Regions from separate parts of the Homo sapiens genome. Here region 2 is linked to region 1. A link is a loop called in an ENCODE intact Hi-C map of the cell type or tissue named here. Cell type or tissue: endothelial cell of umbilical vein. All regions are shown on one strand. Links, peaks and the distances in the headings refer to the core of each region. The heading gives the core; the rest is flanking DNA. Region 1 has its middle 79 kb from the start of MSL3. Region 2 has its middle 140 kb from the start of MSL3.

Region 1 (16,166 bases), core at 6,260-11,259:
ATCATTGTGGATAAGCTTTTTGATGTGCTGCTGGATTCGGTTTGCCAGTATTTTATTGAGGATTTTTGCATCAATGTTCATCAAGGATATTGGTCTAAAATTCTCTTTTTTGGTTGTGTCTCTGCCCGGCTTTGGTATCAGGATGATGCTGGCCTCATAAAATGAGTTAGGGAGGATTCCCTCTTTTTCTATTGATTGGAATAGTTTCAGAAGGAATGGTACCAGTTCCTCTTTGTACCTCTGGTAGAATTCGGCTGTGAATCCATCTGGTCCTGGACTCTTTTTGGTTGGTAAGCTATTAATTATTGCCATAAGTTCAGATCCTGTTATTGGTCTATTCAGAGATTCATCTTCTATTAGATTTTCTTTTGCTGCTTTCAAGATTTCCTGTTCACCTTTCTGTCACATGTTTATTTCTTTCTGTTTATTTTACTTGGGGTTTGAAAGAATGAAAGAGGGACCTATAATGAGGGGAAAAATAGTCAATAGAAACTGTCTCTGAGTGTCTCCAGAAGCCAGATTTAGCAAAAAACTTTAAGGCAGCTATTATGAATACGTTCAAACCATACTGAAACAATTAAAGTATGATATCAATAACTCAATGAATGAAGAGTTTCAATAAAGAGATAATCATTATATCCAGATGGAAATTCTGACATTGAAAAGTGTAAGAAATTAAACAGAAATTTCATCGGACGGGCACAACAGTAGATTTAAGCTGGCAGACAAACCAGAACATCTAAATTTAAATCAATAGAAATGGTCCTATCTGAAGAACAGAGGGTAAAAAAGATTGAAGAATAATAAACGGAGTGCACAGAAATTTGTGGGACAACATCAAATGTAAAAATATGTGCATAACAGAATCATCAAAGAGAGAAAGGAACAAATGTATTCACAAAAATAATAAATAAAAACTTCATAAATTTGATTAAAACATTAATTTATAAGTGCAATAACTCAACAAACTCCAAGTAAGATAAACACAAAGAAATTCACAACATGACAAAAAGGCAAACAGAAAATCTTGAAAGCAGCAAAAGAAAACCTAACCACTACATATAAAGAAAAAAATAATATGATTAGCAGCTAATTTCTCATCAAAAACAATGGAGGCCACAAAATAGTGCATGTTAGGGTTCTTCAGAGACACAGAAACAATAGGAGATACATCCAGAGTAAATGTTTGACTAAAAGTGTGGGCACCTCATGGTCCAGTCAAGGTGTCACATAAAATTAACCATCCCAAAGTGGACTGATATATCCGAAGAGCTGGAAAAAGATAAAATAAAATGTCAACCACAAATCCTATATTCAGAAAAAAAAATCCTCCAAAAATAAGGGTGAAATAAAGAAATAAGCAAGCACGTAAAGAATTCATAACTATCAGGCCGGGTGCAATGGCTCACACCTGTCATCCCAGCACTTGGGGAGGCTGAGGCAGGTGGATCACTTGAGGTCAGGGGTTTGAGGCCAGCTTAGCTAACATAGTGAAAACTCGTCTCCAGTAAAAATACAAAAAAAAAAAAAAATAGCTGGGTGTGATGGCGCATGCCTGTAGTCCCAGCTACTCGGGAGGCTGAGGCACGAGAATCTCTTCAACTTGGGAGGCAGAGGTTGTAGTGAGCTGAGATCACACCATTGTACTCCAGCCTGGGCAACAGAGTGAGACATGACACTGTCTCAAAAAAAAAAAAAAAAAAAAAAGAATTCATAACTATCAGATCTGCCTTACAAAAGAATGTTAAAGAAAATCCTTCTGGCTAAAACGAACTGACATAAGATAGTAAATGAAATCCACAGGATGAAATGAAGAGCATAAGAAATGTTAAAAGGCCAGGTACAGTGGCTCGTGCCTGAAATCCCAAGTGCTTTTGAAGGCCAAGGCAGAAGAATTACCTGAGTCCAGCAGTTCAACATCAGCCTGGTGAACACAGCAAGACCCACAAAAAAATAAAAAATAAGTTGGATGTGGTCATACATGCCTGTAGTCCCAGCTACTTGGGAGGCTAAGGCAGGAGGATCACTGGAACCCAGGAGGTCAAGGTTACAGCGAACTATACTCATACCAGTGTGCTCCAGCCTGAGTGACAGAGCAAAAGAAAAAGAAAAAGAAAAAGGAAAGAAAAGAAAGGAAAGAAGGAAGGAAATGCTAAATACATGGATAAGCATCAAAGACTATAAATATTTTTTCTTATTTCTTCTTTAAACTTCTTTAAAGAACATAAGAAAAAGTATAACACTATTTTGTAGGATTTATATCATATAGAGTTACAATATATGTGACACTAATAGTAAAGAAAAGAGGGAGTAGGAAAAGGAGATATACTAGAGCCAAAAATTCTACATTAAAGAAAAAAATAGCATTAAACCTTCACAAACTCTTCCAGACTACAGAGAAGCGGCCAAAATACCATATACACAAAAAATTACAAACCAATATTCCTCATGAACATAGATGCAAGAATACTTAACAAAATGTAATCAAACCAAATTCAGCAACTTGTAAAAAGGATTATACAAGATAGCCAAATGGAATATAGCTTAGGAATAGAAAGTATATATAACATGTTGGAAATCAACTAATTTCATGCACCATAATAATAGAATAAAGGACAAAAAACCATGTGATCATCTCAGTAGATAAGAGAAGTATTTAGCAAAATCTACCACCTATTCATGACAAAAATTCTCAGTAAAATAAAAATATAGCATGAAGCGTTGTTGAATTTCGTCAAAGGCCTCAATAAATTAGGTATTGATGGGATGTATCTCAAAATAATAAGAGCTATCTATGACAAACCCACAGCCAATATCATACTGAATGGGCAAAAACTGGAAGCATTCCCTATGAAAACTGGCACAAGACAGGGATGCCCTCTCTCACCACTCCTATTCAACATAGTGTTGGAAGTTCTGGCCAGGGCAATTAGGCAGGAGAAGGAAATAAAGGGTATTCAATTAGGAAAAGAGGAAGTCAAATTGTCCCTGTTTGCAGATGACATGATTGTATATCTAGAAAACCCCATCGTCTCAGCCCAAAATCTCCTTAAGCTGATAAGCAACTTCAGCAAAGTCTCAGGATACAAAATCAAGGTACAAAAATCACAAGCATTCTTATACACCAATAACAGACAAACAGAGAGCCAAATCATGAGTGAACTCCCATTCACAATTGCTTCAAAGAGAATAAAATACCTAGGAATCCAACTTACAAGGGACGTGAAGGACCTCTTCAAGGAGAACTACAAACCACTGCTCAATGAAATAAAAGAGGATACAAAGAAATGGAAGAACATTCCATGCTCATGGGTAGGAAGAATCAATATCGTGAAAATGGCCATACTGCCCAAGGTAATTTATAGATTCAATGCCATCCCCATCAAGCTACCAATGACTTTCGTCACAGAATTGGAAAAAACTACTTTAAAGTTCATATGGAACCAAAATAGAGCCCGCATCGCCAAGTCAATCCTAAGCCAAAAGAACAAAGCTGGAGGCATCACGCTACCTGACTTCAAACTATACTACAAGGCTACAGTAACCAAAACAGCATGGTACTGGTACCAAAACAGAGATATAGATCAATGGAACAGAACACAGCCCTCAGAAATAACGCCACATATCTACAACTATCTGATCTTTGACAAACCTGAGAAAAACAAGCAATGGGGAAAGGATTCCCTATTTAATAAATGGTGCTGGGAAAACTGGCTAGCCATATGGAGAAAGCTAAAACTGGATCCCCTCCTTACACCTTATACAAAAATGAATTCAAGATGGATTAAAGACTTAAACGTTAGACCTAAAACCATAAAAACCCTAGAAGAAAACCTAGGCAGTACCATTCAGGACATAGGCATGGGCAAGGACTTCATGTCTAAAACACCAAAAGCAATGGCAACAAAAGCCAAAATTGACAAATGGGATCTAATTAAACTAAAGAGCTTCTGCACAGCAAAAGAAACTACCATCAGAGTGAACAGGCAACCTACAACATGGGAGAAAATTTTCGCAACCTACTCATGTGACAAAGGGCTAATATCCGGAATCTACAATGAACTCAAACACATTTACAAGCAAAAAACAAACAACCCCATCAAAAAGTGGGCGAAGGATATGAACAGACACGTCTCAAAAGAAGACATTTATGCAGCCAAAAAACACATGAAAAAATGCTCACCATCACTGGCCATCAGAGAAATGCAAATCAAAACCACAATGAGATACCATCTCACACCAGTTAGAACGGCAATCATTAAAAAGTCAGGAAACAACAGGTGCTGGAGAGGATGTGGAGAAACAGGAACACTTTTACACTGTTGGTGGGACTGTAAACTAGTTCAACCATTGTGGAAGTCAGTGTGGCGATTCCTCAGGGACCTAGAACTAGAAATGCCATTTGACCCAGCCATCCCATTAGTGGGTATATACCCAAAGGACTATAAATCATGCTGCTATAAAGACACATGCACACGTATGTTTATTGTGGCACTATTCACAATAGCAAAGACTTGGAACCAACCCAAATGTCCAACAATGATAGACTGGATTAAGAAAATGTGGCACATATACACCATGGAATACTATGCAGCCATAAAAAAAATGATGAGCTCATGTCCTTTGTAGGGACATGGATGAAATTGGAAATCATCATTCTCAGTAAACTATCGCAAGAACAAAAAACCAAACACCGCATATTCTCATTCACAGGTGGGAATTGAACAATGAGAACACATGGACACAGGAAATGGAACATCACACTCTGGGGACGGTTGTAGGGTGGGGGGAGGGGGGCGGGATAGCTTTAGGAGATATACGTAATGCTAAATGACGAGTTAATGGGTGCAGCACACCAGCAAGGCACATGTATACATATGTATCTAACCTGCACATTGTGCACATGTACCCTAAAACTTAAAGTATAATAATAATAAAATTAAAAAAAAATAAAAAATAAAAAATAAAAATATAAAGGAACTTCCTTACCTGAGAAAGGGCACAAAATCACTTATAGCTACCATCATACTTAGAGACTGAAAGTTTTAACATAATATTAAGAACAAAACAAGGATGAACATCCTTGCCATTTCTATTCAAAATTGTACTGCAGGTTCTAGTTGGTGCAATGAGACTAAACACATATTCACATACAGAGAGATTAGAAAAGAAGACATGCAATTATTTTGAGGTTATATGATTCCACATGTTAAAAATTCCTAAAGTTTACACAAAACCTACTACAACTAACATACCAGCCTAGCAAGTTTACAAAATACAAGATCATGAAAAAATTAATTGTATTCCTATGTACTATCAATGAATAAAAATGAAATTAAAAAAATTCATCCACAATATTATATAAAAGAATAAAAACTTGGGAATACATTTAACAAAAGAAGTGTAATATTTGTACACTGAAAACTACAAAACATTGCTGAGAGAATTGGGGAAAAATCTAACCAAATAGGGAAGCATTCCATATTCATAAATTGACACACTCAGTACTGTTAAAATGGCATTTCTCCCCAAACTGATCTACAGATTCAATATAATCCCTATTAAAATCTCATCACACTGTTTTATAGAAATTGACAAACTGATTCTAAAATTTATATGGAAATGCAGCGTTAAAATATTTTTGAAAAAGGAGAAACAAAGTTAGAGGACTTACATATCCAATTTCAAAACTTACTGTAAAACCACTGTAATCTAAAGAATATGAGATTGGCATATGATAGGTATATAGACCAATAGAACAGAATTGAGAGACCAGAAATAAACCCTTTCAATTATGTTCAAGTTACATTCAACAAAGGCACTGAGACAATTCAATGAGAAAAACAAACAAACAAACAGAAAAAACAGCCTTTACAACATACGGTGCCAGGAAAATTGAGAATCAATTTGCAAAACAAGAAAAAAGAAAGAAAGAAAGAAAAGGAACTTAGCGGCTTACCACATACCACACATGAAAATTAACTCAGAGTATATCCTAGACCTAAATGTAAGAACTAAACCTATAAAACAATTTTTAGAAGAAAACAGAAAAAACTCTTCATGACCTTCAACTTATAAATTGGACTTTATTGAAATTAAAATATTTTTCACTTCAAAGACACAATTAAAAAATTAAAACACAAACCACAGAAAAGAATAAAATATTACAAATCATATATCTAATAAAGGGCTTTTATATAGAATATGTAAAGAACTCTTGCAACTCAGTAATAAAAAGGCAAACAACACAATTTTAAAAATGGGTAAAAGACTTAAATAGGCACTTCACCAAAAAAGACATACAAATAACTAATAAGTATATGAAAGGATGCCATTAGTCATTAAGGAAACGCAAATAAAAACCACAATAAGATACCATGACACACACACTAGAATGGCTACAGTAAAAAAGAAACAATAACAAGTGTTGGTAAGGATTTGGAGAAACTAGAACCCTTATATACTACTGATGGGGATGTAAAATGGTACAGCTATTTTGTAAAAACAATTTGGCAGTTTCCTTAAAATTTAAACACAAACTAAATATGGTGAGGATTTGGAGAAACTAGAACCCTTATATACTACCGATGGGGATGTAAAATGATACAGCTACTTTGTAAAAACAATTTGTCAGTTTCCTTAAAATTTAAACTTAAACTGAATATACAAGCCAGCAATTCTACTTCCAGGAATCTACCCAAGAGAAATGAAAACATATATCCACATAAACACTTGTATATGAATGTCTATGGCAGCATTATTTATAATAGTAAAAAATTAAATAACCTAAATATCTATCAACTGGTGATTCCATAAACAAAATGTAGTGTATCCATACAATGGAATATTATTCAGCAAGAAAAAGAAACTACTGATACATGCTACAAGATGGATGAACCTCAAAAGCATGACATTAAATAAAAGAAACCAGATACAAAATACTACATATTGTACGATTCTATGTATATGAAATTTCAAAAGACAAATATGTAGATATAGAAAGCAGATCAGTGGTTACCTGGGCCTCGTGGCAGCAGAAGTGGGGAGCATAGTGGTGGGGATTGACTACAAATGGGCTCAAGGGAAATTTTGGGGGTAATGGAAAAATTCTAAACTAAGACTGAAATGATAGTTACACAACTCTATACGTTCACTAAAAATACAAAAAGAAAACCTTTGGGTAAATTTAATGTAAAATATTTATTTTACAAACAATGAAAATATCTTCTTCATTTTATATGGTTTGTTTTTGCCATTTTGATTCCTACCCCCAGAATAATAACTTTTGCACAATACACCAATCCTGAAGGCAGCTATTAAATGGTTACAGTTTCGATACTGTAAGAGCTATCTGGATTATTTTGCTATTCCCAGGCCATCTATTCATGAATTGTACTGAACCGAAGTATATATTTATATTACAGTTTTTTTGTGGGTGGGGAGATCTTGATATGCTTTTCATTGATTTGCATAATTCACATTAAAGATGAGAAAGGGTTGGTGCCTTGTAAATATGTAGCAGATCTTTGTGGTGTGTTCTGATGTGTGCATTAACTTTATTAGAAAAGAACACTTGTGGTATCAATCTAGACAAGGTGCCAAATGTAAAAAAAAGTGTCTTCAACTTATAAAAATATGTGAATATCCTTATAGCATCTTTTGTCTGTGTGTCATATTTGAGCTCTGATATTGCTTTCTAATTTTTCATGTTGGGGGTCTTATTCCCCATGGAATTTAGAGTACCTTAGAATATAGGTCAAGAATCTGTGCTAGATTCTTAATGATTTAATTTGAAGTGAACATATTTGCTTTAAATTCATAGGAATAAGGTTGGTGAGACTGAGCGATTCTCCTAAATCAGATCTACTATAGTGGATTTTCTACTTATTAATTACTCAGCTTGTACTGCTACAAATTCCTTAAACATACACAAGAAAACTCATCCAGGGGCAAACAAAAATAGCCTCTAGAATTTAAAAACAAACGAACTCCATTCTCATTGTAAGTTACTATTCACTTCTGCTTTTCATGATTAGCAGTTTGAAGAGTCTGACATGCAGAACGAGGGGACACACTGGGTGAGCTCTAAGATTCCCTCCAGTCCTAACATGAATCATGCCCTCTATTATTCTTGATAAAAATGTATCATTTCTATCCACTATTACGTATTTTTGCAGTAGTTGAACATGAATCTATTTTTGTTGCATGATTCTTTTACCACATCCTTAGGAACCTAAGCTTTTTTGGATCAAAGGTAGAAGAAATGTATCATCTCAGCTTTTGGAAAAACTGAATATAAGGACATTCCAAAAAAATTTTCTCAAAATTCAACATCAACATAAATATTTAAGACTCCTATCTTAAAGAATTGACAACTAGTATTTTTTAATGAAAAAGAAATGTACTGAAATACAATTCTTTTTCAGTTTAAAAATGAACTGAAATATAAACTAAAATATAATTCATAGTCAGTAATATAATTCATAGTCAGAAATGCAAATTCAGTCCCACATGGCCATGGCCCCTCAGAATGCTTAAACTCTGCCCAGAAAGGCTATGAGGAAAGTGATTTGTTATTTTAAGGATTAAATTTAGATATTTTGGGGCTCATATCTTTTTACTTGATATTTTACAGTATTAGGCAATGAGTAGGACAATAAGAAAACAGAAAAGTGGCTCCAATGAGGGAATAGAATGGAGGAAACTGTTGAAAAAGGACGTAGATTTTGACTTTTCACTTTGCACTTTTTTGAACTGTCAGACCTTTTTATCATGAACATATACTTCTCTTAGCTTTCAAAACCTAATAAGAATAATGAAATAGAACTTTTAAATTTCCTCATGTGCATTTCCTTTGAAAGGCAGGGTATAGCAATAATGAACACTAAGAAGAAAAAGCATACATTTGCCATCAGAAAGATTTAGATTCAAATCCTATAGCACCCCAGGCATAGTTTTCATCAGAGCATAACAATTGGGTTTATCTGTCTGTTTCCTCCCTAAACAACTCTGTAGCTTGTTCTATGTTTCATTTATCATTTTCTCTTGTATATAGCATGTTGCCTAGTATATACTAGTTGTTCAGTAAATATTTGTTAAACTGAACTAAACCTCTGAAGCCCTGCCTCCTCTAGCTCCCATCTTTGTAATTTTTGGTGAGTCAACTTCCTCACATTCAGAGTAGGAGTGATAATTACTACCTCACAGAGTTGTTTAAATGACACATGCATATAAAGCACTTAGCACAGTGTCTGGTACATAGTAGTTGCCATTCACCCTCACCTCTAATTTTAAAATAAGTCTCTTTCCAATGGGAAATAATAATAATTTTCACAAGGAAAAATCTCAGTAGTCCTTTATCTGCCTTTTAAATACCACTTTGAAGCTAACAAAAATGGGCCAGGCAAAACATTAGCTTTGGTATGTGTTGCAGAGGTCCCAACACCACCCACACATTTAGCAATTTCTAGAAGGACTCACAGGCCCCGTAAGTAGTTGTATTCATGGTTATAGCTTATTACAGCAATCACCAAGAGGAAAAGATATGTCAGGACGAGTCTGAAGGAATCCATGCACAGGTTTCCTATGTTCCCTCCCTCACACCAGAAAGGACTGTGTTCCCTCCTCTCGCAATGATATCTAGTAATACATGTATACTGTTTCTTTCCACTGAGGCTTGCTTGAGACTCAGAGTCCAAAGTTTCTATCATAATGTAGGCACAACGACCTGCCACATCTACTATAATAGTAAATTCCCAGAAGGAAACAGGTGTTTAGTGCCCCACATGGGCAAAACAACCTATGATAGCTTAGAGAATATTTCAAATGCAAAGTTGAAAGGGGGCCTTTTAAAAATACCAGTGTCAGGCCCACTCTGTTAACGTTTTCCTGCACAGCATGTCAAGTGATAATACTGGGAAGAGGGCAGGAGTTACCAGAAAGAAGACTAATAAAAACTGGGGAAAACAGCCAAAGGACAAAATGGTTGAAAGGGAAGAGAGGAAATGAAGTAACTGGGCAGGAGGCAAGGAAAGAAATCAGGGAAAAAGAAGAGGGAAGGCAGGAAGGAGAGAAAGTAGTCACCTGGCTAAGCCAAACTGGCTTCTTACTCAGGCCACTTGACCCTATAGTACCCCTGCTCAATGTTGCTCATCCCAACGCCCTACCTCCCATTCCACTTCCTATGATGCCACGTTGTACGTGCTTATTTCTCATCCTCTCTATTTATGTACATACCTGTTCTCTTAGTCCTGCTGCCTTCGTGCTATCTGGATGCTTTGATAAGAAAGAAGGAGATGGAGGAGGGAGAGAAAGCCTGATAGTGATAAGATTAGGTAGAAAAATGCGTTTGAGCTAAATGGAACAATATGACAGTAACAGGCTCCCAGAGCTCCTCCAAACTTATAAAGAAATATGTAGTCTTTCTGGCTTTAGAAGACAAGAGACACTAGGAAAATATCATGGCAGAATGGGCTCTTCTGAGTGTACTTTTAAAATCACAGTGGCCTCTTTGACTTCTGTAATGAAGTCAGTGGTCAGTGGTTACTTCTCTCATTTTAACTCATAGAGCAAGTTTTTTAAAAAGCTGATAGGTGCTAAGGTTATATTCTCCCAACCCTTCCTTTTTTGTGACTTCCCAAATTCATAAAAGGGAAAAGAAGATAAAGGAGCTATTCCTTGCCTTGAGCTTTTATAATTAAAAAAATATGACAGATCCTTTTCTCCTTTTCTCACATTTTACATTTTATAAATTGCTGTCAGACTAAGGCTTTGCCAAGTTTCAACCCCAAGTGAAATCTTACCAAAAAAACTAAAAGTATAAAAAGCAGATGGATAATAGGTATAATCATTCAGCCTATGCATGTGTTATGGTTTTTTAAATAAGTTCATTCCTCTTGTGTTAAATGTGTAATATTAGTTATAACTATATTGATGTACTAAAATACCTATCCTTCCATCATTCTACTTTCTTATTATTAAGAAGGTTTCACTTTTGTTTTATATACATATATATTCATCTGGATAAAAACAGACACCCTAGATAATAAATTTGAAGGAATATGACAGCTTTCCATCTTCAGCTACCTGCAAGTCTATCACATGGAAGAAGATATTTTCACAACTCCAGAGAATGGAGGTTGACCAAATAAATACAAGATAATTTTCATGGGGCACATTAAGCTCACCTAAAGAAAAAACCAAGACATCATTTAGACTCTTCTAAAAACAGACGGTGTGGTATTATGTGGTAATTGTCACGTGAGGGGTACTGTCATCAAGGGAGATCAAGACTGGAACCAGCTGGTATCAGTGAGACTCTGAGAAATAATTGGAGAACCAACGGAAGGACTGGACAGACAAATAAACATATAGATTCCCACAGAGTCCAAAGACAAAGATCAGCCCCCCGAAATGAACTGGGTCCTTGGAAAACCTTATTGACATGGATAGATTGCTTGTTGAGATGGGTCAGGTTGCCAAATATAACTTAAGTGGTCTGAAGTTAAAGTGTAGCACAGACACACAAGGGAGTTATAACTGGATGGAGAGAAAAGGACTAAGAGCCAAGAGAGAACTTAAGGGTCAGGAAAGAGAGGCGTACTAGTCAGATAAGGCTAGGCTATGTGGAGGTAACAACCCTAGAATCTCAGTGGCTTAACATAACAAAGATTATTTCTTACTCAAGATGCATGTCCCAGTTCAGAGGGATCTTTGTTCCACACAGTCTTTCTGGGGCTCAAGCTCATATATCTGTCACAGCTGTTTCATCTGGATCACAGAGTACTCCAAGGTCTCTGAACATAAGAAATAGAAAAAAGAAGAAGCTCATAGGCTCTTAAGTGAGCCCGATCTGCAGTGAGGCTTCACTTCTGCTCATATTCCCATTGGCCAGAGCTCAATCACATGCTCCAACCCAACTATAAGAGAGGCTGCAAAATGCAGGGAAGGAAATAGATATTCGGTGAGCTCTCTGCTGCAGGAGGGTGCACTGCCCAAAACCCACACCGAACCTTGTCTGTGTCCAGGTGGAGAGGCTGCAAACATTCTTTATTTCAGCTTACTCTCCTGTAAAGCTCTACTTTTCCCAGCCACTAAAAGTATCCTGAATTTCTGACATGGTGAATTATCATTTTGGGGGGCATTCAAAAAGAAGCCAAGAGTGGCCAATATCCAAAATCAAATACTGGTGACGATGGGGGAGCAACAGGAACTCTCATTCCTTACTGGTCGGAATGAAAAATGGTTCAGCCACTGTGGCAGACAGTTTGGCAATTTCTTACAAAAGTAAACATACTCTTATCATATGATCCAGAAATCATACTCTTTGGTATTTATCTAGATGAATTGAAAACTTATGTCCACACAAAACCTGCACACAGATGTTTATAGTTTATAGCAGCTTTATTCATAATTGTCAAAACCTGGAAGCAACCAAGGTGTCCTTCAGTAGATGAATGGATAAAGAAACTGTGGTACATCCAGTGAAATATTATTCAGCACTAAAAAGTAATGAGCTATCAAGCCATGAAAAGACAAGGAGGAAATTTAAATGCATGTTACTCAGTGAAAGAAGCCAATCTGAAAAGTCTACATACTGTATTATTCTAACTATATGACATTCTGTTAAAGGCAAAGCTATGGACACAGTAAAAGTATTAGGGGTTATCATGGGTTAGTAGGGAGAAAAGGATGAATAGGCAGAACACAGAAGATTTTTAGGGCTGTGAACCTATTCTGTGTGATACTACAATAGTGGATATATGTCATTATATATTTATCAAAACCCATGGAGTGTACAACACCAAGAGTGAACTCTAAAGCAAGCTATGGATTCTGGGTGATGATGTGTCCATGTAGGTTGATTGTAACGAATGTACCACTCTGGTGATGGATGCTAATAATGAAGGAGTCTGTGCCTGTGTGCAGTGGGACAGGGGATATTTGAGAACTCTGTACTTTCCACCCAACTTTGCTGTGAACCTAAAATGGTTCTAAAAACTAAAGTTTATTAGTTTAAAAAAGGAGTTGGGGATGCTCCTCTTTAATAAGGTAGTAGAAGGGACATATTTATTTGGTAGAAAGTGAATCAAATGACCTCTTCAAGCCCCTTCCAACCCCGAGGTTCCCTGATTTCTATGCTCTGTTTGATATCAAGAGACCATTGACTCTTAGGACAGAAAGGTATTTTAAAGGTCATCCAATGGATGAATTCTGATAGATGAATTATTTCCTCTGCAGCACAACTGCTGAAAGGTCATCTCGTCTGTGCTGGATGATGCTCAGAGAATGGAAATTTGGTGCCTCTTTGATTAACTCTTTCAATACCTCCTTGAATCACTTTGTCTGAGAGTCTTCCTTGCATTGAGATGTCTGTCTCCCCATAGTTATTGCCCATTAGATATATCCATGGGAATCAGAAAGAGTAGTGTCTGGAGGCAAATCCGGTATCTGTTAAACAGAGTATACCACCAGTAAATGTGAAGCTCCTGCAAGACAGATGGGCATTGGAAGAAAATGAGGTAGGGATCAGCAATAACGTAACAGAACCAGGGAGGAAAGCAAGCAGGGCTCAGAGTGACCTTGAGTTCCTGGAGGACAAAAACAGGGGCTCAGTTTAGGTGCTGGTGAGGCTACCACTGTGCAGGGCTATGGGCAAGCTGAGCCAAAAAGCACATTCATTAGTTTGTGCCCAGGTCATTTTCCTCTTGAAGGATATTCAGTTTATTTCAACTAAACACTCATAAGTCATAATTTTCCCAAGAGGTTCTTTTAAACTGTTTGCAGACAGAAAGATCTATCTTTTAAGGAGTTCATGGCCTTGTTTAGAAAATAAAAAATACTTTGCCAAATCAACTGGATACTTCCCCATCCTTATTTCTCTTGGTATTCCTTCAATATCTAAAACAGCTACTACTCTTTTCCTTGATACTTTCCCCTTCTTGGTATTGACCTCATTTATCTCCGGCCCATTTTCTCTCAATGGATTCTCTTCTCTCCCTTCTAATAATGATGGTTTTCCCAAAGCCCGATCCCTACCCTTGTTATCTTACATGAAACATCTTTGCTGGGTAATCTATCCAGTCCCATGGCTATATCTATACTCATATGCTGATGAACTCTAAATGTGTGTCTCTCCTAAGAGCCCCAGACTCATCTTTGCTTAACTAGGTCACAGATACTAAGAGTTTATGTGCTCACAATGGATTTAATTGTTGTTCACTCCCCTGTTCATGCATTTCCAACTCAGCATCATATTTACCCAGTCACCAAAGCTGGGAGACTAGACAGAAGTAATCTTGCATTCTTACCTTTCCACGAACCGCCATAATCCAGGCATGAAATCCCATCAACTCTACCCTCAGGCAGCTCTAAAACCAACCTCTGCCTTCCATCCTCATTACCAATGACACAGTCCTTCATTTCTCATTTGGACTGTAATATTCCGCTTTAAGTTTTAATTTTTTTTCATTATAAGATATCATAGTTCAGGTGCTTTTATAATGAAGAACAATTTATTGACTCAGTCTTACCCTGTCCCAATCTGGCTCCCCACAAGCCACTAACTGAAACTACCACCGGTTTTTGATCATCTAGTAGTTGTCTCAGTATCACTAGATAGTATGTGCTTTATGTGACAATTTCTTGGTTTATCAAAATAAGATATTTCTTTTACTTTTCTGGTACTAGAGATGAAGAATTAACCTACTTCCTTTACCCTCAAGTTTCCAGTAGCCCTTCCCAAAAGTCCGTATGTAGCCAAATATAAGGCAAGACTTTTGCTCAAAATTATCCCATAAAAAATAAAGTCCTTATTAAGACCTTCATATTATAAGCAGTCTCTCAATTACTTAATTTCAAACGACAAATTACTATTTGGGGAAGACACAGTAACCTGAAATGACCTCAATCAAAGCTAGATTTGGATGTTTATAAAGGGTATCTGACATGACGGGGGAGGGTAAATAAATTTAACACAGATTGAGTCAATATTTCTGGAGAAATGGCTTCAAACAGCAGTTCTGGATGCCACTGCATACAAGCTTTTTTAAAAAATTACTTTATTAAAATACATTAAATACTTATGTTGTGGAGCTTACTACGAATTAATGAGTAGATGTAAATTAGGATAAAATTTCTAATGGCAACATCAAACTCAGATTCAAAAAGTGCTGTAGTCAAACAACTTAGTGGAAGCAAATATGGCACTATGTTTTCAAGTGGCTCCAGATGAAGGAGAAATGAATGCCAATGTGCATGTGTCGCCATTTGAAAAAAAATCATGAAATATGAGAGTGAAAAAGAGCAATTTTGTATAACAGTGTAGTTTACATAACATGTGGTTTAAAACATACATATATAACTAAAAGTTAAAATATCATAGGTAGACATTGGCTATTTCAACTCTTTCTTTAAATGTTGTATATTCAAGTTGAAAAAAGAAAAGTTGTTTCCAACTTTCTCATTTAGGAAAATGATGGTTTGACTCATATTCAGGGTCCACTTATATTTAGACATATATTATAGTTATATCTCCAGATCAAGACCTCCATTAGTCAATGCTGTCACTGACAGCATTCTTAAGCGTTCTAAAACATGCTTCTATTTTTCTATTTTATGTTCTGTGCACCATAGGCAATGTCTCTTGGTTCTCCACTTTATAAGGGAAAGCAGTAATGTTCTCCCCTTCTCCTCCAACTCTTTTTCCCAGTCCTCACCAACCTGATTCTGTAACAAAACTTGTCTGCAATTTGTCCAGCAAGGGTCACAAACTGTTGGTCCCTAAGTGAAAGACGATATAGTTTTGTTTGATTTAAACAGAAATTTATAAATTGAACGAGTTTCCCTGTATTTTAAACTGAGATTTCATGTGTAACAAAGGTCCTATTTTCTTAATATTTCTATTGTGCTTTATTCTTTTGCTTTCTCAGTGACATGACCTTCACCCTAGAATGCTCAGTTATCCACCTGTCTGGAGAGAGACCAGAATTTATTACAGAGGAAATTCAGAGACAGAATCTAAGGAAATATTCATCTTCTGATCTTCAAAAATAGACTTATGAAGCAGGACACTAATCCTTCCAAACTAGTGGTTATTCTTTTTTAAAAATAACTTCAACTTTCATTTTAGATTCAGGGGGTACATGTGCAGGTTTGTTACATGGGTG
Region 2 (16,166 bases), core at 4,899-9,898, 62 kb before region 1:
TAGATGGCAGTGAAACAATATATTCAGAATGAAAAAACCCACAAAAAAACTGTCAGCCAAGAATTCTATATCTTAGCAAAAACTACCTTTGAAAATGGAGGGAAATTGGGCCGGGTGCGGTGGCTCACGCCTGTAATCCTAGCACTTTGGGAGACCAAGGCAGGCAGATCACAAGGTCAGGAGATCGAGACCATCCTGGCTAACACGGTGAATCCCTGTCTCTACTAAAAATACAAAAAATTAGCCAGGCATGGTGGCAGGCGTCTGTAGTCCCAGCTACTCGGGAGGTTGAAGCAGGAGAATGGCATGAACCCAGCAGGTGGAGCTTGCAGTAAGCTGAGACCTCGCCACTGCACTCCAGCCTGGGTGACAGAATGAAACTCCATCTCAAAAGAAAAATAAATAAATAAATAAATAAATAAATAAATAAATAAATAAAATGAAGGGAAACTGAAGCTATTCATTTCACATGCTAGAAAAGGCAAGACTATGTGATAGAATGAAGGTCAATGTTTGTCAAGATCAGGGGATTTGGGGAGAAGACTGGCTCTTTAAAGTGATGTAAATGTTTCATATCTTGATTTTGTGGCTGTAATAGAATTATACTTGAAATTTACATTTCACATTGGTTGATGTTATTGCTTGTAAGTTATACCTCATTAAACTTTTTTAAAAGAGTATTGTCCGTTCAAAAACTTTCTGTGTGCTTCATAAAATGGAGTCCATGACCCCAGTTTTTGCTCCCATAACTTTTTTAGTCTATACCTCCATTATTATACTTGATTCATTGTATCAAAATTATCTATTTAAAGTCAATCTCTCCCACTTGTTTATAAGATCCTTTGGGGTTAGGAGCACACGTTATCAATGTTAATACCCCCAATATATATCACAGTACCTTATGAAAGTAGGCATTCAAATATAAGTGTTCTGAGACTAGAGCCCAAATCTGGGCTAACTGAGGGCTCTTTCTAATAGGCTATGCTTGTTTCTACAAAGTATAGTAAGTAGATGATTTGCCTGAAAAATACAACAGAAGCTGACTCAAATAGGAAGATTTCTTGTTGAGGGATAGAATTATTAACAATGACATGAACAATAAATATATTTTATTATTTCAAAATAAAAGAAGATAGGGAATTCCTGGTTTAATATCTCAGATCAACAATATCACCAAGGTCCCAGGCTCATTTTTTTCTTTCAACTTTGCCATCCTCAGCATTTTGTCTTAGGTTTGTAACTTCATGGTTTCAAAATAGCTACTGCAGATCTGGGAATCACATATAATCACATTCAGGGAAGGAAGAAGAGGGAAAGTTCAGTGCGGAGGAGGTATCCTTCCAAACTTTCTTTTGTCGGGCAATAAAGTATTTCCTGGATGTTCCCCCAGCAGTCTTGCCCATATGTCTCATTGGCTAAAAGTCACATGGCCACCTAATTTGCAAGAGGGGCTGGAAAAAGGAGTATTTGTCCAAGGGACATTTAATTGCCATGCACTGATTTACACCACCAGCTTAGACAACTGATTTAGACTCATCCTCTGGGCTGTGCACATTACCACCTAAACAAAATCAAGTTCCTGGTAGCAAAGAAGAAGGGGAAATGCCCTTGTGGATACAAACAACTGTGTCTGCCACAGAAAGTAATTTTAAAAACCACACTCTTGCTATTTGGAGCTATTTCTATTATCACCAAAATAGATTCCTACATGTCAATAATACTGTTGTATCATTAAAAATAATCATCTCTTAAAAGCTCAAGGGCTATGAGTACAAGGTCAAGGCTTCAGAGTCTTGACATTAAAGTGAGAACAGCAATCAAAGGATCAATAATGATGCTGTCCTAGTATGGTAATTGCTGATATTCTTAAAAGGTGGCTGATGAGTATTAATCTCACATGAGTCTTGGAGGTTAAGGCCAATGCAGAGTCAATTCTGGCTTGCTTCCTGAGAAGGGTGAAAGCAAGGAACAAGACCGGAAACTCAATGTTTGTTTCAGCTAATCATATAGAACCACTTGACTCACTGTTGGTAGAACAAAACAAAATGGTAAATTTAAAACCCAAATCAAGTTCTCACCTTTCTTGCAGCCAACATTTTAACAACGTCCCCTGCCTTTCATCTAAGAGGATCAAGGATAAACAGGACTCGATGAAAGAGACGTATACCCATATCCTTCCTTAGCTTTGAGCCTAGTGGCAAAGTCTCTCCTTGATTTTTTTGAATTCAGTAAAGGCAGCACTTTATGAGGTCTACCTTTCATGATGGAGGGCTCTGCCTGGCTTTTCTTGAAACAGACATCGTAAGAAATAAAAAGAGCAATGCTTTAAACCCGATGATGACCATATGCACCTGTCCATTTGAAAGAGACAGAGGGGATAAATGTGATTATTTCAAAATAAATTGGCAGTGCTTCTACAATATCCTGATTATTTCACTTAACATTTGCAATATTACACTCAAACAAGCAGGTCAGGCCAGGCATGGTGGCTCATGCCTATAATCCCAGCACTTTGCGAGGCTGAGATGAGGGATTGCTTGAGCCCAGGAGTTTGAGGTCACCCTGGGCACATAGTGAGACCCCCATCACTACAAAAAAAATTAAAAAATTAGCCAGGTTTGGCAGCACATGCCTGTAGTCCCAGCTACTCTGGAGGTTGAGCTGAGAGCATTGCCTGAGCCCAGGAGGTCAAGGCTACAGTAAGCCATGATCACGCTACTGCACTCTAGCCAGGCAACACAGCAAGACCCTGTCTTAAAAAATCAAAAACAAAAATCCCAGCAGGACATATTAGAAATCAAACAATAGAGGATTTAAAATAAGTCATTTTTTAAAAAGACAAAAGAAGCCCTTTACTAGCTGAAGGGCTACAATGAGAAATTTCTATGGAATTTTCAATGGAGAACAAATAATCTAAATTTACAACTATGATTCGAATATTGGGTTTCTGACATAATTTGATGACTTTTAAGTTTGTAATTTAAAAATGTCTTGACTTCAAACAAATAAAGCATGGAATTTAAAATATGGAATTTGAGGAAAATGAAATTGGAGAAGAGTAGGGCTATAAAGAATCAAGGATGTGTTTTTATGTAGTTTATTAATCAGCCTCATTATTTGTTATCTACACTGAATATTTTGAGGTTCTGGCTCAAGGAATTAAAACTGTATATAAAAATGAATTGCTTTAATCTGGTCTTCAGCCAAAGTTTGATGCAATTTGTTCTTCAATAAAAGTATTACCTAAGCATAAATATTAAAATAGAAAATATTATAGTTTAGAAAGCCAGGGCAACATATTCCATTTGGGGGTTAAAGCCTATGCTCAATACTGACACAAAAACACATACCATTTCCCTTTCCCAGCATTTTTCATTTACTGGAAAGATTTGGAAAATGTCCAGTGGTAGATTAGACTAGTAATCACACTCAAAGACTGTGAACAAAACGGAGAATGACAGCTGTCTCCTGTTCAATGCCACTTCATTCTGCCAAACTCTGCCTTCCTCAGTTTCCTTCAAAAACCTTGGAGTTATCTGTAAATCATACCATATATTTATCATTCAGCAAATCCTGTTAGTCCTATATTTAAAACATATCCACAATCTACACATCTCTTAAAACCCCACAACCAGCCCAGTGGTCCTAGCCTCCATCATCACTCCCCCAAATTACTGCAATAAGTTCCCAACAAGTCTTCCTGCCCTCACGTTTGCTCTTTATTCTGCCATTCATGTTCCTTTTGAGAATTCTACCTCATATTGGATGAAATGGAGGTAAGAGGCCCCCACCATTTCCATTTCGATTCCATTCTAAGAGATTATTTCCCATGCCAAGTATGAGCAGCCACAGAGAAAATTCCTGAAGTGAGAGTTCTTTGACAAATCTTACTGAAAGGCTATGATTATGGACTGTTTCGCCCCAAAATTCATCTATTAAAGTCCTAACCCCCAATGTGATAGAATTTGGAGGAGGGGAGGTAGGGCCTTTGGGAAGTAATTAGGTTTATTAATAGATAAATTCATAAGGCTGGAGTCCCCACGATGGAATTAGCATCCTTATAAGAAGAAGACGAGGGACCAGAGTGCTCTCTTGGGTTCTCACTCTCTCGTTCTCACTCACTTGCTCTCTAGCTCTCTCTCTGCCATGTAAGGACACAGCACAAAGGTGGCCATGTGCTTCAGGAAGAGAGCCCTCACAAGGAACCAAATCTGCTGGTGCCTTGATCTTGGACTCTCCAGCCTCCAGAACTGTGAGAAAAAAAAATGTCTGCTGTTTAAGCCACCAAGTCTGTGCCATTTTGTTATAGCAGCCAAGCTGACAAAGACAGCAATTTAATAATTTGTCAAATTGCATCTTTCATAGAGAATTGCTTACAATTTGATGAAAAAAGCAAAAAAGAAGCATTAAAGTCAGTTCCTGACAGACCTGAAACTGACCTATAGAAAACTGTTCAGAAGCATGTTCTACGCAGCAAAAGAAATAAGCAGCATAGTAAACAGACAACACACAGAGTGGGAGAAAATCTTCACAAACTATACATTCAACAAAGGACTAATATCCAGAATCTGTAAGGAACTCAAACAAATCCACAAGAAACAAATAATCCCATCACGAAGCAGGCAAAGGACATGAATAGACATTTATTTCTCAAAAGAAGATACAGAAACAGCCAACAAACATATGAAAAAATGTTCACTATCACTAATCATCAGGGAAATGCAAATTAAAACCACAATGAGATACCACTTTACTCTGCAAGAAAGGCCATAATTAAAAAGTAAAAAAGAAAAAAAAAAGATACTGTTGTGAATGTGGTGAAAAGGGGACACTTTTACACTGCTGATGGGAATGTAAATTAGTACAACCACTGTGGAAAACAGTATAGAGATTCCTTAAGGAACTAAAAGTGGATCTACCATTCGATCCAGCAGTCCCACTACTGGGCATTTACTCAGAGGAAAAGAAGTTATATGAAAGACACATGCACACGCATGGTTTATAGCAGCATATTTCACAATTGCAAAGATATGGGAGCAACCTAAGTCTCCTCAACTAATGAGTGGATAAAGAAAACGTGGTATATGTATACCAAAGAATACTACTCAGCCATAAAAAGGAATGAAATAATGTCTTTTGCAGCAACTTGGAAGGAGCTGGAGGCCATTATTCTAAGTGAAGTGACTCAGGAATGGAAAACCAAATATCATATGTTCTCACTTATAAGTGGGAGCTAGGCTATGAGGATGCAAAGGCATAAGAATGATATAATGGACTTTGGTAACTCAGTGAAGGGGAAGGTTGGGAGGGGGTGAAGGATAAAATACTACATATTGGGTACAGTGTACACTGCTCAGGTGATGGGTGCACTAAAATCTCACAAATAACCACTGAACTTACTCATGTAACAAAAAACCACCTGTACCCCCAAAACTATTGAAATAAATCAAAACAAGCACACAAATTAGGGACAAGTAGGATGATTCACATGGCCACAGAGACTTAAATATGGCCACATTACCTTAGAGGGATTTTAGGCAAGACATCCAAAATACTAAATAATGGTGAAGGGTGGGAGAGAAAAGAATGAACCACTGATGTGGTGGCCATGGGGGAACAACTTGAAGGAAGCACCCTCTTTCTGCGATGGGGGTCAACAGAATTGAATATGAGAAGAGGAGGGGGTGGCAAGTCAGTTTGGGAAAGCTCTTTATGTGGTGTTAAAGAAACCCCCTTTCTCCAATCACAGCATCTTAGCCTCTCCAGCATCCCCCCACTACCACCCAACCACCAGTGGAGGTGTCGGGGTTGTGTTTCATGATGTCCAAGACACTCCAGGGCTACCATTGGCTGCAGCAGTGCCTGGATGACCAAGCACAGCTTAAGAGTGTGTCTTTGCCTTGCCTAGGGGAGGGTATATATAGGCAGGGGGAGCTCCCTGGGACAGACCACTAGAAGGCTTCAACATGGCTGAGATTACAGACAAACCACAGACATTCAGCACAGATATGGACCAACCAACCACAAGAGCAGAAGAATCAGCCACAAGTGCTGAAGAAGAAAAGAAAGAGGGGACGACCCCTTGCCAGTGCAAATACAGAAACAGTTGCCAGGTCAGATAACCCTACCCATGCTCCTTCTCTTCTTCCCCATACATTCTCCCAAGAGTCCTATCCTGTCCTGGCCTGGCAAAAACCTTTCCTCAACCTATACCCTTTATGAAGCCCCCGCTTCCCATTTTGTCTCCGTCTTCTTCCCCTAAACCAATGCCCTTCTGTGTTCACTCTCTTGCCCTACCAGGTACACAAGACAACTATGAGGATATAAATTGTTCCTTCCCCCTTCTTCAGACAAAAAAAAAAAATCCTCTGAAACATCTATCACCCAATCAAGAAAGCATAAGAGAGGGGAAAAAGCCAACAATAATTGTCTGTTACCACATGTTAAATAAGAAATGAAATCAAAACCAAAAGACCCCCGGATAACTCCACCAATCCAAGTAAGCCCTGTGCATAGGGAGGCCCAGAGACCTAAAACTATCTGTTACATCTCCAGAAGGGGCTGTGGAAAAAAGGTCAACTGTGTAGAGCGACCAAATCTTATACCTATAGGGTATAGCAATGGTGATAAATAAAAATAAAATCAACAAGTTTTGAAAGAAAAAACATTGTTCAGAAGTATGGACCACTGAATCACAAATTTAGTATTTTTCCAAAGACTGCATTAGGATAATACATTAATACCCAGTATTTTGTATTACATTCAGATTGTAATAGCAGAAAATGATTGAAGAAAGTATGATGCTAGACTGATGGCGAATAACAGAATTGGTGAAAAACAGCAATATTGTTCAGTTGAAATTATGCTCATTATTGTTGGCAGAAACCAACCCATTAGTCAGCCATGAAAATTTTTCACGTAATAGTCCTTTTAAATGAATGTGTCCTTATATTCAAAACTCCTTATAAAAATGAAAATATTATTGGGGACTCAGCGTCTATGGCTAAATAAACATGTTCATATTATATTATCTTTTAAATCTTAATCCTTCTCTCTATGAGAGGAAAGAGAAAGATGTCACTGGGGTAACAATAAAAAGCAAAAACAAACGCAAATAAATGAAAGGGAGGTTGGCAGCACAAAGTGTCAGCTGCAAAAAAAAAAAAAAAAAGTCAACATCACTCGTGAGTCACAGCAAGTAAAAATAAGATTAGGATTGATGTCAGGTTTTAGTCTGCCATAAACTTTTCACCCATTTTCTTCTGTAATAACAAATTATTCTGCAACATTCCTCTTGCTATAGTCACCAGCCACTTCCTGAAAGGAAGCAAATACATTCTCAATCACCCAGGTGCATTTTAGGCATGACAAATTAGGATGCCACAGAGAAGAATATAGAGCATATTGCCATTAGCTACTATCATCATACAAAATGCCCTACAAATTTATAGTTCAGACTTTCTGTATTTCTCAATACTTTTTCAAATTTGCTTTGATGGAAAAGCCATTTCGTAGTTTTTAGGGAGCTATTGCACAAACATAATGTCTGGCTTTAAGGAAGTTGAATGTTATGTTCACTGCAGGGTGGAGAGTTTGTGAAACAACCTTTTAGCCCTTACTCAGACACCCCAAGCTGTCTTCTCATTGCAAAGGCAAGTCCATCTTTCCACTTATTCAGGCCCAAACCTTGGAGACATCCTTTACTCTCTGTGACTCTCATAGCACACAGCCAATCACTTAGGAAATCCTGCTGGATCTACTTTCAAAATAGTTCCAGAATCCTACTTCTCCCTACCTCCAGAGCTTCCACCTAGTCTGACTCCCCCATATTCTCTCATCTGGATAATTACTATTATCTTTTTCTTTTTTAATTAATATTATTTTAAATTAACAAGTCATAATTGTATATATTTATGGAGTACAATGTGATGTTTTGATACATGCATAAAATGTGTAATGAGTAAATCAAACTAATTAACATATTCATCACCTCACTTACCTATATATTTCTATGGTCTCACCTGGATTATTGATGGAGCAGCTCAGAGGCTCCTCCTAGGTGATGCTGCTGCCACTGGTCCAGGGACTGCATCTAGAGTGTGTTTCAAAGTGAAGGATGTTTGAGAGGAGACAGACTGATAAAGAGGAGGGTATGCTCAATTGCAAATAATAGGATACCAAGCCATCTACAAGCAGCACCTGAGAGAAGACACTGGGACAGACCAAGTGAGTGCCTGCTTTCCTCACTTCCACCCCTGTCCATAGAGTCTTCTTAACACAGCAGTCAGGTTGCCCCATGCCAAGCTGCTTAAAACCGCCAGGGCACCTCCATCTCAGAGGAAAAGCCAATGTCAATACAATCACTGATCTAGACCCATCCAGCCCTGACTGCCTCTCTTCCTGCCTGCCCCCCATACCCCCAATACACACACACACCTTTCAGTCATGAGGACCTCTTCCTTGGTGTTGGAACCTTGAACTGCTCCTACATGAGGCCTTCTCACTGGTTGTTCTTTGCCTAGAATACTCTGTCCCCATTTATCTGCATGGGCTAAACCTCTCATTTCCTTCTGGATTTGATGCAAATGTCATCTTTTCAGGGAGCCCTGCCCTGAGCACCCAGCTCCTCAATGAGCCCTTGCCTTTCCTACCCAGCCTTCCTCTCCTTTCAATTCCCTTAGCCAGCCCCGGTTTTACCATGGCACTTATGTCTAACATACTATGCAATGTATTTACTTATTGATTTTGTTCATTAGTTATACCTGTCTTCTGCACTATAATGCAAGCCCCAGGACTGTAGGAGGTTTTTCGACTTTATTCCTTGATTTATCTCCATTATCTAGCACAATCCATGGCACACATGGTACACAATGATTGTATACTGAATGAATGAATAAAAGCAGTCTTTGGTAACAATATTTCCTACATTCATAAAAAGCTTTAATCATCAGAGAAAACATTCCAACTGATAACCACTTTTTAAAATATTTTGTGTTCTGGAAATATTCACATAAATACAGCAGTAGAGAATAATACAATGAGGGCCATGTACTCAACACCCAGCTTCAACAATTACTAACACACAGTCACTTCTGTTTTAGCCATACCCCCACCCTTTTCTCCAGCTAATTATTTTGAAGTTAATCCCAGGAACTGTACCATTTATTCGTAAATATATCAGTATTATGTCTAAGAAATAAGGACCATTATCACCCCTAACAAATTTAGACAACCCCACAACCACCACCAACCCCAGCAGGCAACCACTAATTTGATTTCTGTCATTCTAGATTAGTTTTGCCTGTTCCAGAATTTCATGTAAATGGAATCATATTAAATGTACTCTTTTGTGCCTGGCTTGTTTTGCTCAGCATGCTTTTTTTCTTTCTTTTTTTTTTTTTTTTGTAATTCATCCATGTTCCATACCAGATTTTAAATTAGGAATTTGGAATGGTAATTATCAAGGTTTTTCAGGAAAGCAGAGTGAGGTGAATGTTAAGTAATTTACACTCAGATTAATTCAGATACTGAATTTAGCAGCTTCCAAACCCCCAAACACAAGACCAGTTTAAGTCCTCACTACTCCAAGTGTGGTCTGTTCTGGAGACCAGCAGCATTGGCATCCCCTGGGAGCTTGCTAGAAATGCAGAATCCCAGGCTTTGTACCAGACCTGCTGAATCAACATCTGCATTTTAATCAGATGTCCAGGGGATTCGTGGACACCTTTCTGGTTTGAGAAACACCAGTTTAAACATTCTTTGGGGAATGGCTCATTGGCCCAATCCATGGACCACAGGGCTCAGCCCCAAGCACATTTCACTGCTATGGTCACTTGACATGAACTACGCAAGGACTCCTAATGTTACATTGATGTCTTAGTCCATTCAGGCTTCTATAACAAAGCAACACAAAATGGGTGCCTTATAAGCAACAGAAATTTATTTTTCACAGTTCTAGAGGCTGGGAAGTCCAAGGTCAAGACACCAGCAGATTTGGTGTCTAATGAAGGCCTGCTTTCTGCTTCACAAATGGCACCTTCTTGCTGTGTCCTCACATGATGGTAGAAGGGAAGAGGCAGCTCTCTAGGATCTCTTTGATAAGGGCACGAATCCCATTCACAAAAGCACTACCCTCATGACCCAATCACCTCCTAATGACCCCACCTCGTAACACCATTATATTGGTGATTAGATTTCAACATCTGAATTTTGTGGGGGACATAAACATTCAGATCACAGTAACTTGGCCTCTTTACAAACACCACAGTTGGGCACTGCGGGGGGTGAAAAGATAAGGAAAGAATACTGCAGGTGAAAACGAGTCATGTGGTTGAGTTTGAATTATTTTTTTTTTCTTTAAAATACTTCAATATGCCTCTACGATTTAGGAAAGCTAATTGAATTATCTGAAACTATGATAGCCTAAAGAGCTCAAGAAGGGTGTCTGTGCAATTACACAGGGGAAATCATTCAGAACTCAATGGCTGGAAGCCTGAAATTGAGAAATCACATCGAAGAGTATCACAAGGGACAGCTCCTTTGAAGGAAAGAATCTTTGAGCCCTTATATAGTCATCCAAAGCAGAAAGAGTAGCTTGATGAGAGGGGATAAAAAATACTGGGAAACAGATTCAGGTTCAAATATAAATAGTGACTTTTAAAATAACTATAAAATCTCAGGGTGCTTATACAACTATGTCAGAACCATGAACATTGACCCAGCTACAGGAAGAAAACAACTTATGTGAGGTAGAGCTCTACCTATTACCTGGTTGAGAGGTTTCTAGAACAACTTGGCACACAGGCCCCAGGTAGGCAGCTAATGGAAGACTAAAAGGCAGAAGACATCCCCAGTCTTAACATAATGTAAACGAACCTTCACGTTACAACAGTTTATCTTCTCATCCCCTTGTCTCTGCAATGTTACCAGCAGCAGCAGGGGGAGTCCCATTTCCATCTCATTTAACTGCTGAATTTTGAAGTTCAAAAAAAATTTGCTGAGTTTAATAAGGTAATGCATGTTATATTGGATGAACCTAAGTCTCACTGTCCCCCTCATTTCCTTCTCCCCCTTGATCAAGTGCTCCCTGTTTACCAGAGTAATGATTGGCTCCATCATTCACTCTTCCTAACAGTTTTCATTAATGTTCTGAAGCCCTGATCTTGGACTTCAGTGCAACAGCCCTGTGTTAACGTTGTCTATTCCAGTGGTTCTTAACTGCAGGTGATTTTTGTCCCTCAGGGCATATTTTGCCATGCCTGGAAACATCTTTGTTGTTACAACTTGATGGCGTTGTAACTTGCTACTGGCATCTAGTGCGTAGAAGCCAGGGATGCTGCTAAAGATCCTGCAATGCACACAACAGCCCCACACAAAAAAATCACTTGGTCCCAAAGTCAATAAGTGCTCCTATTAAGAAACTGCTCTGCTGTAATCTGTTGTACAAGCAAGAGCAAGAATCATGTTGTTGAAAACAACCATTCTGGGATATTTTCTGGTCCTTGGAGCACATATTTCTGGGAAGAGGCTCTAAGACCTTTTACTGATAACCCTCATTAGACAGGTGATTCCACTTGCTTGGTCTGTCTCCAATGCCTTCCCCTATCTGCCGCATGTAGATCACTCCATATCGTATTATTTGCAACCAAGGATACACTCTTCTTTTTCAGTCTGTCCCCTCTTCTAAATTATCTTTCACTTTGAAACACACTCCAGAGCTTTGCTAGCCACGTGTGGTTCCTAGACCATCAGCATCAACATTACCTGGAAAGAGCCTCTTACAGATGCAGAATCTCTGCCCCAACCCAGACCTATGGAGTTAAAACCTACGGGATTTCTAGGTGAGTCTTACACACATTGAAATTTGAGACATGCTGCTCTAGTCTAAAGCGCTGATTCCTGAATTTTTTTTATGCATTGGAATCTGATGGAGGCTTTAAAAACATGCCTGGATCCCAGCCCCAGAGAAACCGATGTAACTGGGATTCACCCTGGGCACTGGGTTTCTATAGTTCCCCAAGACATTCCAATGTGCAGCCAAGGATAAAAATCACTGCTCTGGATTAATCATTTTTAAAATGGTTGTTACTGGCTTCTTTCATTTGTACATTCCAATGCCTATGCAAGAGCCAGTATAATATAACAATCAAGAGCCCTATTTGGAGACTAAACACCATGACTTTGAATTTAAACTGTCACTGATCATGTGATCTTGGGAAAGTTATTTAATTTCTCTGTGCTTCAGTTTCTCTAGATGTAAATGGGAATAAGGAATAACTCTCATATGATGAGAGTTTCCCTCAGTCAAGGTTCAACCAGAGCAGCGGAACCAGACAATATGTATACTAAATAGATTTATTACAAGGAATTGGCTTATGTCATTGTGAAGGCTCCTTATCAAGTCCAATGTTCAGAGTGCAGGTGGTCAGGAAGGGAAGATCACAAGCAGGCTGCAGGCTCAGGGGTACAAGTTTTAGCTTGTCCACAGGCATTTCTTAACTCAGGGAAGCCTAAACCCTCATTTAAAGGTCTTTAAGCTGATTAGGTCATGTCCACCCAGTATAATCTCCTTTTTGATGAATTTAAAGTCAACTCATTATGGATCTTAATTGCACCTGCAGAATCCCTTCACAACAACATATAGATTAGTATTTGATTGAATAATTGGGGCAAGATGTGTGTGCTACAAAATGGTCACTGCCTCTTTTTCCTTCTCTAACTCTCTAGGGACTGCCCCTTTTAGCCTGCCCTAACTGGAAAAAGAATTCCCTAGAAGGGAATCCTTGGATGGTAGTTGCACCTAGGCAAATTGATACATCCAAGGCCATCACAGAGTTAAGTACCTTACCACATTTAACTCACCAAAGACAGTACCTCACTCATAGTTAGCATTCAGTAATTGTGATTATTGCCCTTATTAAAGCCATAAAAGTTTAGTTAGCCAAAGATTCTTATATAAAGTGCTCGTTCATATAATGTATTTTGATATGCTCAAATCTCAATTTCAAATTTATATTGGCTTATATTATAGCCAAGATACATTTTCATTCCTAACTAAAAAAGGTTATTAGTCACCAAAATGTCAGAGATACTTGATAGGCAGTAAGAAATCTTAACTTAAAACCTTTAAGAATTCAGGCAAAACTTATATTCAAAGCCAAAATTCAGGTCCAAGTGTCTCTACAGGAAGGAGTTCTTAACAGCAGTGCTATTCTGAATCAAAATCTACTTGAAATTTTTATAAAGTAAATGTAATCTTGGCTAGTATTCCTTAAGACTGTCAAGGTCATGGAAAACAAGGAAAGACAGAAAAACTGACAGACCAGGGAAGACTGAGGAGACATGACAACTAAATGCAAACTGGCATCCTGGATGAGATCCTGAAACAGAAGATAAAGTAGTAGAAAAACTGGTGAAATCCAAATAAAGACTGCAGTTTAGTGAACACTAATGTACCGAAGTACCATCAAAATCAAAGGTGTTAACAATGGGGGAAACAGAATGAGGGATACGTAGGAGCTATCTGTGCTATCTTTGCAACTTCTGTGTAAATCCAAAATTATTATAAAATAATCAAGGTTACTTAATAATAAAAAAACCTAGGATGTAACCCCCAAGAATTTTTTTCTTTTAATTTTGACGTCCGGGTATACGTATATCGAGAAAGCTCTCACTGATTGTGAAGCAAATCTCAGGACTGAGACCCATCCCAAGCTTCACTTCTGAGAGAATAGATTATGTTCCCAATTCTTGTTATAAAATCATTCCTTCAGGAAACACAGGATACAATAGGGACAAGAGAGCAATCTATTCCTTGCTGGCCTCTCTCAGACTCTGACCAAAAGCAGCAGACCCCTAGGAAATGGGAGATTAGACTTCTTTCATTCTTTGCCCTTTCTTGAACTGTGAACGATTCCCCTCAGTTTCATGATCTCAGAACCTAATTATTGAGCAGGGTAACTCCATTTCCTGTCCGGCAGATTTTGATGTACTGATTCTATGGCTTTCTGCTCATCTTGTCTTCCTTCCAGATGTGCGGGAGTGAAGGAGCTGGTGGCTATCAGACCTCAAGGTCTCCAACAGGACAAGATCAAGAGGGATTCCACTCCCACAGACCACTCACTCACCCTAGGAAGACTGTGAAATGCCTGTCCTGGTGCTTAGTTTGAATTGTTGAAAGACCATCTTTACGGCAGAAATGCTTTGTCATTTCACTTGATAAGGGCCTTGGGTTTCAAGCCAGTTTACTCTTTTCTGTGAGCATGAAAGCCGCCTATAGATATGCTCCGAGGCAGGATTTTGACATCAAAGCCAAAATAAGAATTTAGGAAGAAAAGAAAGGGAGGGAGGAAAAAGGGAAGTTTGGTCCAGGAAAATAAAAATGCAGCGTCATTTCTGACCAACTAAACAGCACTTGAAAAATCTGTCTATCCCCACCTATATACATATACTATATACCTCCTAAACATATGTACACACATATACACAATCACATGTACACACATGGAAGTTTTCATTTCTCTACACATAAGCTACTGAGTCCTCTGATAAAGCACAAAATGACTGTTAGGATATTTGAGAATTTGTTCACTTATTCATTCATCAAATCATTCATTCATTCATCAAATAATACTGAGTACTACTAGGTGCCAGGAACTGTTCTTGGAGCTGGGGATATAATAGTAAACTAGACAGTTTCTACTCTCACAATAATTTTGATACTACTAAATGACATTTATCAAATATGTATTAAATGCCAGTTACTGGACTATGTAATCACTTTACAAGTATTATCCCATTTATTACTCACAGCAACCCTATGAGGAGATAAAATTATTACTCCCATTTTTCCAGATGAGAACTCTGGGGCTTAGTAAGCTCAAGTAACTTACCCAAGGAACATGATAACACAGAGATTTTAATCCAGAGAGGGTAATTACCTGAGCTAGCACAATACTGCATACCCAGTGTTAGATGTCAACTGTTAACCTATCCTGTGGTGGCATGAAGTGCTGACTGGAACAAAGCAAACATAAATATTGCTCTCTTTACTCCAATGTGGAATGATTCTCCAGCTTGCTTTCTTGGCCCCCTCTCCCCTCGGCTTCTGGGTCTAGGAAGAGGAGTGTCCTTGCCTTGCACTTGTCCCTCATTCTTCATTTCTTCCTCTCTCATTCCTGGAAAGGGAACAGCAAGGAGGAAATTGCCTTTCCATCCCACGCACAGCTGTTGCAAGAAAGCTCTGGCAGGCGCCAAGCTCTCCCAGGAGAGGGAGTCCAGGAGGAGCCATTCCCTGCTCCTTCCCATGGCTCCCCCATTTTTGGATGAGCTTTATCCATAAGCCACCTGTTATGTGCAGCTCAAGGTCTGGCACTGGCTCCCAGTCAGAACCCAAACAGTGCTCTCTGTCCCAGGTAGAGATCCGAGGAGCTGAGGGAAGGCAGGAAGACGTGTCTAAAAGAGGAAGTAGAGAAAATGCTGGACTGCACTCTCTGAGCAACAGCCCTTGGAGACACCCCAAGAGGCAGCTGCCCAGCTGGCAAGGCTTGTCTCAGGCAGCTGTGTGCCCAGGAACAGGGAGCAGCACACATACGGCAGAGCAGGCCTGCACCATCTGTCACATGCCTGTGCCAGCATCTTCACTTCAGGCTAACTGGGAGTGGGAAGGCTTCAGGAGAGAAGTGACAGCTCACCAAGCCAGCCACATGCCATGGCTCCCCTCTAACACTCTCTTCCTTTAAACATTTAGACTCCTTCACCGCTGCCATATGGCAGTTGCCAGTGGATACTCTACCATAATTAAGAGCATGCAATTTGGAGTCAAAAAGCCCTGGGTTTGAATTCAGCTTCTCCATGTACAAGTGTGGGTGACATGGGTAAATTATTTAACCACCTGTCTTTGAACATCAGTTTCCTCTTTTGTAAAATGAAGAGTTATGATAATTATCCCTCAAGGTAGTTGTGATGATTATATTTGATAATATCTGTGAAGAGCTAAGGGTAAGGCTTTGAAAAACAAACCACATAATAGGCAATAAGTAAAACAAAGCCTTTTCCATGCTGAATCAAGTCCCTGACTACAAAACAATCTTCTTTTGTAGGTGGTAGGTCTTCTGTCTCAGTTGCAGAAGTAAAAAGAGCAGGAGAGTCTCGGCACACTTTAATGT

What was found. Hi-C counts contacts between places; a loop is a spot of excess contacts. Peaks named below come from ENCODE experiments on the same cell type or tissue, not always from the same donor. Only the 100,000 strongest peaks of a DNase experiment are listed, where the experiment ranks them.
Region 2: a loop joins it to region 1, with 2.2 times the contacts of the local background. A loop is called at or near these places in 3 of 110 quality-filtered maps.

What each region holds. Positions count from the first base shown.
Region 1 is chrX:11,829,520-11,845,685 of GRCh38, reverse strand. It overlaps a transcript of FRMPD4 not described here. Among named protein-coding and RNA genes, the nearest start is that of MSL3, 79 kb to the right of the region's middle. In endothelial cell of umbilical vein, for the core only: no CTCF peak of the experiment used is centred there; no DNase peak of the experiment used is centred there.
Region 2 is chrX:11,890,389-11,906,554 of GRCh38, reverse strand. It overlaps a transcript of FRMPD4 not described here. Among named protein-coding and RNA genes, the nearest start is that of MSL3, 140 kb to the right of the region's middle. In endothelial cell of umbilical vein, for the core only: no CTCF peak of the experiment used is centred there; a DNase peak (open chromatin) is centred at 7,184; H3K27ac peaks cover 1,291 bases.